Regions from separate parts of the Homo sapiens genome. Here all the other regions are linked to region 2. A link is a contact called in ENCODE Hi-C or POLR2A ChIA-PET data. All regions are on one chromosome and are shown on one strand. Each heading gives the region's core, a stretch centred on a gene start or an enhancer-like site at or near the end of the contact. The rest is flanking DNA. Distances are from core to core; before and after follow the strand shown.

What was found. Hi-C counts contacts between places; a loop is a spot of excess contacts on that map. ChIA-PET counts read pairs that join two places held with the same protein, here RNA polymerase II (POLR2A). Pooled maps may share reads with other maps.
Region 1: a pooled map shows a loop between it and region 2 (15-fold over the local background). The contact joins two enhancer-like sites. A Hi-C loop is called at or near these places in 1 of 37 single-sample maps with no recorded cell type and 3 of 50 pooled maps. POLR2A ChIA-PET finds 5 or more read pairs at or near these places in 1 of 52 experiments (OCI-LY7).
Region 3: a loop to region 2 is called in a map with no recorded cell type, with 5 times the contacts of the local background. The contact joins two enhancer-like sites. A Hi-C loop is called at or near these places in 3 of 37 single-sample maps with no recorded cell type and 2 of 50 pooled maps.

What each region holds. Positions count from the first base shown.
Region 1 is chr1:229,479,290-229,482,888 of GRCh38, forward strand. All of the region lies in intron 12 of NUP133 (nucleoporin 133), which reads right to left. Among named protein-coding and RNA genes, the nearest start is that of NUP133, 27 kb to the right of the region's middle. RefSeq lists an enhancer at 516-565. Within about 2 kb of position 1,647, at least 4 of the 41 ENCODE cell types and tissues checked have a DNase peak (open chromatin) inside an H3K27ac peak, as active enhancers do; they include OCI-LY7, where a contact is called at or near this core.
Region 2 is chr1:230,210,812-230,214,283 of GRCh38, forward strand. All of the region lies in intron 3 of GALNT2 (polypeptide N-acetylgalactosaminyltransferase 2), which reads left to right. Among named protein-coding and RNA genes, the nearest start is that of GALNT2, 150 kb to the left of the region's middle. Within about 2 kb of position 1,745, at least 16 of the 41 ENCODE cell types and tissues checked have a DNase peak (open chromatin) inside an H3K27ac peak, as active enhancers do; they include OCI-LY7, where a contact is called at or near this core.
Region 3 is chr1:229,691,500-229,695,230 of GRCh38, forward strand. No RefSeq gene overlaps it. Among named protein-coding and RNA genes, the nearest start is that of URB2, 67 kb to the left of the region's middle. RefSeq lists an enhancer at 3,413-3,731. Within about 2 kb of position 1,837, at least 13 of the 41 ENCODE cell types and tissues checked have a DNase peak (open chromatin) inside an H3K27ac peak, as active enhancers do.

The DNA.
Region 1 (3,599 bases), core at 397-2,896, 730 kb before region 2:
TGAATTTTTGATCCGCATTTGGTTGAAAACAGCCTGCATATTATGTAGACCCACACAGTTCAAAGCCGTGTTGTTCAAAGGTCAATTGTATATTGTTACGGTTGTTTTATTACTATTGTTCTTAATCTCTTAGGATGCCCAATTTATAAATTAAACTTCATCATAGGTACTATAGGAAAAACGTATATATATGATTCAGTACTATATGCAATTTCAGGTATCCACTGGGGGTCTTAAGACATATCCCCCTGTGGGTAAGGGGGAACAACTGTATAAGAATGACTCCTCTGTTGTTGCTTTGAACTGAAGAGATGGTAGTGCTTGTCACTGGAGCAGGGGGTAAGGATGGAAGAATAAGCTTTGGAGAAGATAAGCTCGGTTTTGGATACGTTGAAACTCAAGTGCCTATGAAATATGTACTGCTGCTGGACACTCTCCATTTTCACATAATGGCCCGGGTCATGGTACATCTGTTTCTTCAGCAAATGAAGCCAAGGAGGAGAAAAGATCACCGAGGGAGTAGACAGAGAGGGAATGTGGTCGACAACTGAGAATGTAGACATCCTTTCAGGTGGTTTAGCCATCAACAGGAACAAACAGATAAGGTGGTAACTCAAAGGACGCAAAGTCAAAGACTGGTCTTTTTACAAATGGCAGACTAAATATGATTAATTGCTGATGAGAAGGAGCCAGCACGAGAAAGGTCAAAGGACAGAGGAAAGGGAGAACTGAAAGGATGTAGTCTTAAGTGAAGCAGGAGAGAGTGGCCTTCAAAACAAAGAGCAGTCTCTGATAGGAAGAAGAGTACACTTCCTACTTTATTGGGAGGGAAAGAGGAACAGGATTTGGGATCCAGATACATTCATAGCTAGTAAGCTAGGAGGTACAGGGAGCTCTTATCAAGGGCTTCTGTGATCTCTGTGAAGTAGGAAGTTAAGTCCTCTGCTAAGTCTGAGGGAAGTGGGAGGAGACTGGAAAAGGGCTGTCATGGTCCCTTGGTAGAACAGGAGACACAGCTGACTGGAGAAACGCAGAAAAACTCTTGAAAGCGTGAAAGGCCAGGGTGAAGCTGGTGACCCAGTCACGCTACAGGTTATGAAAATACAAAGGTGACTATGGCAAGATTTAATAAAAAATTACAGAAAAAGTTCCCCAAAACTCTCATGAACAAAAGATTTAGTGTTTTTTGGGCTAAATAAAATGAAAACCAAAATAACATAAAAATCAATTTCAAAGAAATGATGCTATAAAAACAGTAATATTACCTTAGCAAAAGATTAAACAGACAGTCACACTTAAAAGTGTTATCTACCAATTGTGACCCCAGGGGCCATCTGGCAATGTCTGACGATAACTTTGGGCATCACAAGTTGGGGGAAAGGGTGCTAATGGCATCTAGCAGGAAGTGGCTGGTGATGCTGTTAAACAGCTTACAATGCACCGCTGGAGTGCGGTGACGGGATCTCGGCTCACTACAACCTCCGCCACCTGGGTTCAAGCGATTCTCCTGCCTCAGTCTCCTGAGTAGCTGAGATTACAGGCATGTGCCACCACACCCAGCTATTTTTTTTTTTTTTTTTTTTTAAGAAGAGACAAGGTTTCACCATGTTGGTCAGGCTGGTCTCGAAGTCCTGATCTCAAATGATCTGCCTGCCTTGGCCTCCAAAGTACTGGGATTACAGGTGTGAACCATCACACCCGGCCTCAAATGACAATGTTAATGGGGTTGAGAAATCCAGCTTTAAAGGCACCACAATTCTGTTTGTAAGGAGTCTACATCTTTAAGAGAGCTAGCTGACACTCCCCCAGAAATCATCCCTTATTAAGTCCATAGTACTTCACCCATGTTGGGCAGGATGAGTTCAGCACAGCTGTGCTACAGGGCCCATGACACTGTTCCTGAGGGTACTGCTTGCTCAGGACTTAGATCAGGGGTCCCTTCTTGTGCCTAATAATTTTCCCCTGTAAAACATCTTAAGATGACTACACCAGGTTGAATAGTGTCTCCCACAAATTCATATCTACCCAGTGCCTCAAAATGCAACCTTATTTGGAAATAAGGTTTTTGCAGATACAATTTGTTAAATTATGATGAGTCTAAATCCAATGACTGATGTCCTTATAAGAAGGCCACGTGGGCTGGGCATGGTGGCTCACACCTGTAATCCCAGCACTCTGGGAGGCTGTGGTGGGTGGATCTTGAGTCCAGGAGTTTGAGCCCAGCCTGGCCAACATGGTGAAACCTCGTCTCTATTAAAAATTCAAAAAATTAGCCGGGCATGGCAGTGTGCACCTGCTGCTTGGGAGGCTGAGGCAGAAGAATTGCTTGAACCAGGGAGGCAGAGGTTGCAGTGAGCCGAGATCACACCACTGCACTCTGGCCTGGATGACAGAGTGAGACTCTGTCTCAAAAAAAAAAAAAAAGGCCATGTGAATGTGAGGACAGCTACGTGACAATGGAGGCAGAAACTGGAGTGACACATCTACAAACCAAGGATTGCTAGCAGCCACCCGGAGCTGAGAGAGGTGAAGACAGATCCTTTCTCAGAGCTTTCAGAGGGAGGGCCCTGCTCATGCCTCGCTCTCAGACTTCTGGCCTCCAGAACTGTGAGAGAAGACACTTGCGTTGTTTGAAGCTCCTGGCTTGTGGTGATTTGTTATGGCAGCCACAGGAAACAAATCTAATGACTGGTCACTTGCTGCATTATCATTTACATTTTGAGATGCCACAAATGTGACAGAATTTTAATTACAGGATAAACTTGTGAAAGATAAAAACACAGTACTTCAACTGAGATTTTTGAAGACTGAACCATGTAAAAGAACAAGATTAAAAGAATATAATTTTAAACAGAAACAAAAAACTTGCCTAATGGTGCCCCCTTCTGGTGACAAACTAAGCTCAGTAGATCACGAGGTACAGAATGTTAGAACTGTAAAAGCACTTTGGAATCTGTTGTCTCTGTGAGTGAGCCGCTATGCATCAGACACCAGTATGAGTGGGATTATGGAACCATGGGCTCAGAACTGGGGGAAATGAAGGTAGTACACTCAGTATATTCCTTCAAAACAAAGATCTGACGATAAACTAATGATCCTTTAGCCATGCTAACTCCCACCCCACTCAATACTTCGAAAAGGAAGAAACAGAAACACAATGGCAGAAATGTTCAGCATCTGTCCAAAGTTTCCCACAGCTAACAAGGGGCAGAGCAGGGGGGCTGGATCACCATTTTCCTGAGTATTTATTCAAATGTGAATTTGCCATACCTTTTAAGGAAAGTACCAGAATACATGAGCAGAATACATGTCTAAGATAAACTGAAATCTGCATTTGCCTTAAACCCAGAAGAGTATTAGAGCAGCAAGTGTGACCAAGTGAGGACAATCACTCCCCACCCCATACGCGCATCTGCTTAGGCACGCTCTCACTACAGCTGGACTTGCTCTGGCCAACAGGACACTAGCAAACGCCATCCAAGCAAAGACTTAAAGAGTGTGCACTGACACTTGTTCTCTTGCCACTCTAGAACCCTGTGATACATGAATAAGCCCAGGGCAGCCTGCTAGTTGAGGAGACATCACAGGAATAGAGAGCG
Region 2 (3,472 bases), core at 495-2,994:
TCTCACTGGAATGTCAGTATTGATATCAGTTGTTTTAAGAGTGGCTAATCAGGATTAAGGATTGTGGGGAAAGATAAAATCCAAACTTCCCATTCTTATTCTGGAAGAACAAACATTGCTGAAGCCAAGTGAAGGTTTTCAGCATTAAGTCAGCCAGCTTGGAGGGAGGCTTTGGCTAAGGCAACTATTAGGGGACTCAGAGTTTTCTTTTTAGGGGGGCAGAAGATCTAGGGAAATCCACACAGCTCCCCAGTGGGAGTGTGATTGGAGACCCAGGCAGGGCTGGAGCTTTGTCCTTATGTTGTACTTCTCGGCAGCTCGCGGCGTCTCATAAACATGCGCCGCTGGCCTCCTGAGATTCTTGTGACGGAACCGCTGCTCCATGGTAGAGCTGGCCCGAGCACCCACTCCTCCCGCATCAATTTGCTGCCCAACTCCAACTCTGTATGCCGCACCACAGGGTCCTGGTGGAGGAGATGGGAGGCCACACGGGGTGTCACAGGTGGGGACAGGCGCTTCTCTAGGCTTAGCTGTTCTGGCTTTGTTGGCATTTGTGGCCGTGGGGCAGGTGGAGTTTGGGTGTGGTGTAACAGTGAATGTTTAAAAGCTTGTTCAATAATCACAGTAACAAAGCAGTTCATTGAACATTTTTTGGTATCAAGGCCCATGCTCAGCCTTTTGTGTGCATTAATTTTATTTAAGGCTGGGCACAGTGGCTCACACCTGTAATTTCAGCTCTTTGAGAGGCTGAAGCAGGAGGATAGCTTGAGACCAACCTGGGCAATATAGTGAGACCCCATCTTAAAAAACAATTACTCTAGTGTGGTGGTGTGCACCTGTACTCCCAGCCGCTTGGGAGGCTGAAAGGGGAGGGTCACTCGAGCCCAGAAGTTTGTGGTTGCAGTGAGCTATGATCATGCTATTGCACTCTAGCCTGGGCAACAGAGTGAGACTCTATCTCTAAAAATAAAAAATTTTATTTACTCTGCATCACACTCCTGTAAAGTGGGTAGGGATGCTATACTTCTGATGATGTCGTATACCAGTTCCCAGAAGGCTCGGAACTCAGACCCCACTTCCAGAAAGTAGAAGAGTTGCACACAGGAGTCAGGTTCGGCAGGATGTGAGCTCAGTTTGCAGAGCAGAGGTTGTTTTTCTCATTTTTCACATTGTCGGTTGGAACATGTTTGGGGAGAGGCAGGCAGCTAGGATATCCCGGGGCCTCATAAGGCACCACCTTGTATCTAGAGAGCCTTAGTCCCCAGGGATTTTACAGTTACTAAGCCATGAAGTTTTATCACTTGTCTATGAGGCAGACGAGAAAGGTGAGCCACTTGCCTGAGTTCTAACAGGGCTCACTGGTGGAGGAATTGGAGCACTCTGTATCCTGGGCTCAGGGTTCTGTCTAACAGTTGTGGCTCCCTTACTGTCCGCTCTTCAGAGGGTCTTTCATACTCCCGGCTTTTAGGCATGAGTCTTGGCATGAGGCCTGAATGCACCTAAAAAATGGAAGAGATGGGTGTTGGTAACTTGCAGCCAAACAACCTCCTAAGGGAAGCTGGCCACACGTTGATGGGATGCTGAGAAATGGAGAAGAAATGGGGTTGTTTTTCTTTTTCCAGCTTCAGATTCTCGAAGAAAATGTATTGGAAGAGTGCACTCTATTTCTGTTCCCTTGGAACATTGCTGATGCCGTTCAGGAAGTGAGACTGCTTGTGTGTTCAGTCAGTGTGACATCTCTGCCTGTCAGTGTGACATCTCTGCCTGCTGTTGGAAGGGTGCTGGCAGGCTCAGCGAGATATACGAGATGTGGGGAGTGGGAAGTGGCCAGCAATAATGGCTCCTTGCTTAACGGGTCCCCCACCAACTCATCCCAGGTTGTAACTTGCATCTGATATGCACAGTTCACACCAAAGCCATGTCATTATTCATCAGCGTGCTTGTTTATGTTTTGTTTTTATTTTTTGTGTCTTTATAAAACCAACTTCTGGTTTCAACCACAGACCGTTCTTTTTCTTCCCTTGATATGTTTCCTCTTTTTTTTTGGTCTATTTCAGGCCTTCTCTCTGTCTGAATTAAAGAATGCATTGAGACTGGTATAAGTAGACTGTATTGATTTGACTGTAGAGATTTCGTTTGTGTCGATGTTGGCATCTCTGAAGGGCCCGTTTCAAGTCTCCTTTTCAAAGATCATTAGCAAACGTATTCTCAAAGCTTAACCCCTGAGTGGCTGCCCACATGTGTGGCTCAGTTTCCCCATCTGTAACTCTGGGTTATGGTTTGGGCAAAAGCACAATGATGCTAAATGAGTTGTGTGATTTGCTTTCTTTACTCTTTAGTCTTTTCTTTCTGCCATCATCCTGGGAATGCAGTGATGACCATGAGGATCGTCTTTGTTGTCAAGAAACTGTAGTCTTCCCGGAGAGGCAGACAAGGAAACAGGCAATTACGTAGCCTAGTAAGGATAACCTAACCACCTCTAGACCATTTACAACAGAGCTCTGTTCTTTCTATTTTAGACCTGTTTGTGAGTTTCTGTTATTTTCTTAGTAGACTGGCCCTTTTATCATTATGAAATGCACTTCTTGTCAGTGGTAATGCTTCTTGTTTTACAATATCAGTAGAGCTGCACCATCTTTCTTTGGTTTCATGTTTTTGCATGGTATACATTTTCCCATGCTTTCACTTTCAAACTTTTTATGTCCTTATATTTAAAGTGTATCTTCTGTAAGTAGCCTATAGTTGGATTTTGGACTTTCATCTGCTGTGACAATCTTTATCTTTTATATGGTGTATTTAGTTCTTTTACATTTAATGTAAGTACTAGTTTATTGGGGTTTAACACCAACATCTCACTGGTTGTGTTCTCTTAGTTCCACCTGCTTTGTGTTTCTTTTTCCCTTGCATCCTCCTACGTTTTTTCTTCTCTGTTGGTTTGCTAAATTCTTGACTAGTAAGTCCACATGTAGAGCCTAATGTAAATGAATAATTTTATTACTTCTTAGACAATGCACAGACCTTCTAATAATTTACCTTCCACTTACCTTCAGCCCTTTGTGCTCTTGTTGTCATTTAGCTTAATTCTTTCTTTATAAACTCTATAGGATATCTTTTATTGTTTTATGCAGTAAATATCCTTTTGATTTATTCACATATTTATATTCCCATTGCTCCTCATTTCTTATATTTCTATTTTTCTACCTAAGACCATATTCCTTCTGTATTTCATTAGTATTTCTATTAGTCCCAGTATGTTGGCAATGAATTGTATCCTTTTGTTTGTCTGAAAACATCTTAACTTTACTTTTTTTTTTTTTTGAGACGGAGTCTCGCTCATGTTGCCCAGGCTGGAGTGCAGTGGTGTGATCTAAGCTCACTGCAACCTCCGCCTCCCCAGTTCAAGTGATTCTCCTGCCTCAGCTTCCCAAGTAACTGGGATTACAGGCACCCACCACCATACCTGGCCAATTTT
Region 3 (3,731 bases), core at 587-3,086, 520 kb before region 2:
ATCAGTGTCCCAGGCGGGGCTGGCTATGCTTTAGAGTACTGGCTGTCCCTGTGTTCTCTACTGTCTATCAAGTGGTACCCAATCTCCTACCACAAAGGGCTCGAGGTTTTCAGCCAGACAACAGTGTGTGTGCCTTGATTTGCAGCTCAGATAAATATCTTCTCATAGTCAGTTCAGCTGAAAAACATTTATTGAGTACTATATGTCAAGTACGGCAGAACACATGGGGGTATAACTGAGGACATAGAGGATCCATGCTAGAGGAATGTACTTCCAGTGAGAGAACAGACGGTAGGCAAACAATTTTAGGACAATGGGGAGCTGCCATGATGGAGGCATGTAGATGGTCCTGTGGGAGCACAGAGCAGGAACTTCCTGGAACTGAGCATTTTTGTTTGTTTGTTTGAGACAAGGTCTTACTCTGTTGCCCAGGCTAGATGCAGTGGTGCCATCACAGCTCACTGTAACCTCCAACTCCTGGGCTCAAGCGATCCTTCTGCCTTAGTGTCCTGAGTAGCTAGGAATACAGGCATGCACCACCACACCTGGATAATTTTTAAAATTTTCTGCCGACAGAGGGTCTCACTATATTGCCCAGGCTGGTCTCAAACTCCTGGCCTCAAGAAATCCTTTTATCTTGACCTCCCAAAGTGCTGGAATGACAGGAGTAAGTCACCGGCCTCAGCCCTGGGAGCTGAGTCTTGATGAGAAGTTAGCTAAATGAAGAAGGAAGGGCCACCAGATGAAAAATTCATAACAAAGCCTGAATGAAAACTCGGGATTTCGGAGTCCTGGTCCAGTGTTTTTCTTACTTATCTGGGTTTTCAGAATCTCGTCTAGAAGAGACTCATATTCTTGTTTAATCTGGCAGGGCTTTTTTTCTTGTAAGGTTTGTTGGGAAATGAGGTATTTTGACCTGCTTGACTGATTCACCTACTAAAAGGATTATATAGTCACTGCTCTAGAAAACCACTTCCTCAGTGAGAATGTGGTCCCGTAGATTGTGCGTCCTGGTTTTTCACACATTATTATCATTCTTTTTTGTTTGTTTGTTTCAGACGGAGTCTCGCTCTGTCACCCAGGCTGGAGTGCAGTGGTGCGATCTTGGCTCACTGCAACCTCTGCCTCCCAGGTTCAAGCAATTCTCATGTCTCAGCCTCCCAAGTAGCTGGGACTACAGGCATGCACCACCATGCCCAGCTAATTTTTAAATTTTTAGTAGAGACAGGGTTTCGCCATGTTGGCCAGGCTGGTCTTGAACTCCTGACCTCAGGTGATCCACCCACCTTGGCCTCCCAAAGTGCTGGGATTACAGGCGTGAGCCGCCACACCCAGCCTATTATTTATTATTCTAACCTGTGTTCCAACACACTTCAATGACCTGCTTGTTGAATGGCTTTCAGAAGGGAGGCTTTGCCTTTCTTCCTGGGATAGAGTCATCTGAGTTTGTCTTGGCTCAGTTCTAAGTGACTGGTCTCTTTACCTGTCATCCCCATTGCCAGCTTAGATCTAGGCAGCATCCCATGAGACTCAATCCTTCCTGGAATCAGATGAGTGGACAGTGGGGTGGGCCCTGCCAGCCCAGCCAAACAGTCAGATCCTCTCCCTGAGGATCTGGAATAGGGATGCTTCCAGTTCCGGGGACTGACTTGATTAGCTATAGGTTCCAAGTACAGTTATGTAGAGTCAAGTTTCATGGTGAGGCTTACTTAGACAAAGCAATAAGCAAACTGAAGTTGTGAAGGAGCAGAAACCCTGAACAGCAAGGGGAAGCCAGCCCATAGGGAGGATATGGGAGCAGGTGTACAGAGAGAAGCCAAGATGAGAGATGATGTGGCTTGAGAAACGGTTGCCATTCATTCTCTGGTTCCCTGGAGACCCAGCTGCACTTCCTACAGCTGGGTTCTGTTACATCGCTCTGTGTCTTGTACAATAAACCTTTTGCTTGAGCTGGCTTGCGTGGGTTTCTGATCCTTCAACAAAAACTTCCTGTGATTCTAGCAGTCCCAAATCGATTTCTCCCCAGATCTTTCAGCTGACATGATTTCTTCCCCTTTTGTTACCTAGTCTATGAGAATGAAGGAGATTCTGTCGGCATCAGTGATTTTCTTTTTCCAGCTATTGCAAAGGTATTTTACATTTGCTAGGGGTTAGAGGCAATGACTCGGTACTTTCTCCAACACAGGGGGAGCAGATTCATCGGTGAAGTCAATGATGGCCACTTACAAGCAGTTCCACATAAGCAGTGTATTGTAACACAGAAGTATTGAATAATTGAAAGCATAACCATACTAATAGGATCTTTGCCTGGCTACATGATAGCCATGAGAAATATCAGACCACGAGCCAGGGAGACAAGGTGCATAGTTCCAACCTTGCCTCTAATTGGCTGCGTGATTAAAGGCATCAGGGGCGTTCAGTGCACCTTGGGGTTTCAGCGGCCTCCTCCCCTTGCTCACAGGCTCAAATGAGACAAGGTATATGAAAGCAGTTTGAAAAGGTACAGAGTGCCTTACCCTGAGATATGTGAAGGACTATATTTAGTTACTGGGAGCTGGAAGGGCCTAATGTCTTTCCCACATGTCCTATCAAAGACACATGTGCAGGACAGCTGGTGAATACAGATCGGTGAAGTGCTGACCCTGGCTGTGCTTTGGAATCACAGTGGTGCTTTACAGACCCAGAGGGGCCGCCTTACCCAGTCTCTCTGAATCTGAAGCTTCTTGAGCAATGCTTGGCAGCCAGGGCTGAGAATCTCTTCTGCTGCCCTGTCTCCAAGTTAGGCGCCGAACTCTGGGAGTCAGCAGGCCTATGTTGGCTTCTGACGCTTGGATGTCCCGCCCAGCCCCTGGAGGTCAGAGCCCAGTGAAGAGACAGCAGGAGCCAGAGCCCCAAGCTGAGCACAGACACTTACTCATCCTCCCCCTCGCTGGCCACACTAATGGGAATAGTTGGGAGAGAAACTCTTCAGTGCTAACAGGCTGCAGCTGCTGTTGTGGCAGCAGCCAGGTGGTGAGTCGGCACAGTCGATGCCTGGCTTAATTTGCAGCAGGAAGCGGGGCTGGGGACAGTCTGCTTCCTCTGCCTCTCTTTGTCCCCAGCAGAGCCCTGCCTCCTGGTGAGCGGTGCAGCTGGGAGAGGTAATTGGATTTGATGAACATCTAGCTCTATGGAGACAGAACACTTTAGGTTTTCCCATGAAGGTCAAAGGCAGGCCAGATAGTTTTAAGATTTGACCTCTGGCATCTGAAAAGACAAATAATGGAATTTTTTTTTTTTTTTAGTGAGTTTGTGGTTGAAATTTTGGCTATTTCAAATGGGTAGGAGGGTACACAAAATGACTGAATTTAACCCCTGAGAATAAATTCTGGACTGATCTAGAATCTTCTGGAGAATGGCCTGGCCCTTCCCACCTCTCTAGCCTCATGTCTTACACCTCACGGATACACTGGCATCTTCCAGGCACGGGCCCACCCCACACTTCCACTTCTGGAAATGTGTTTTTTTCTCTGTATAGGTTGACTTTATCCTAACTACCCATTTTGCTGGGCCAACCCCTGTATATCCTTCCAAACTCAGTTTGAGACACTTTTCCAGGCAGGTGCTCTGCCTCCTCCCTGTGTGAATTTGCATCATAGAAGATCCTGTGTGCAGCTTGCTTGGATCCCTTCTGCCATGCACTGCTGCAGAGGGGGCAAATACTGAGCCGCTCCAAGTCACATTCTCTTTGC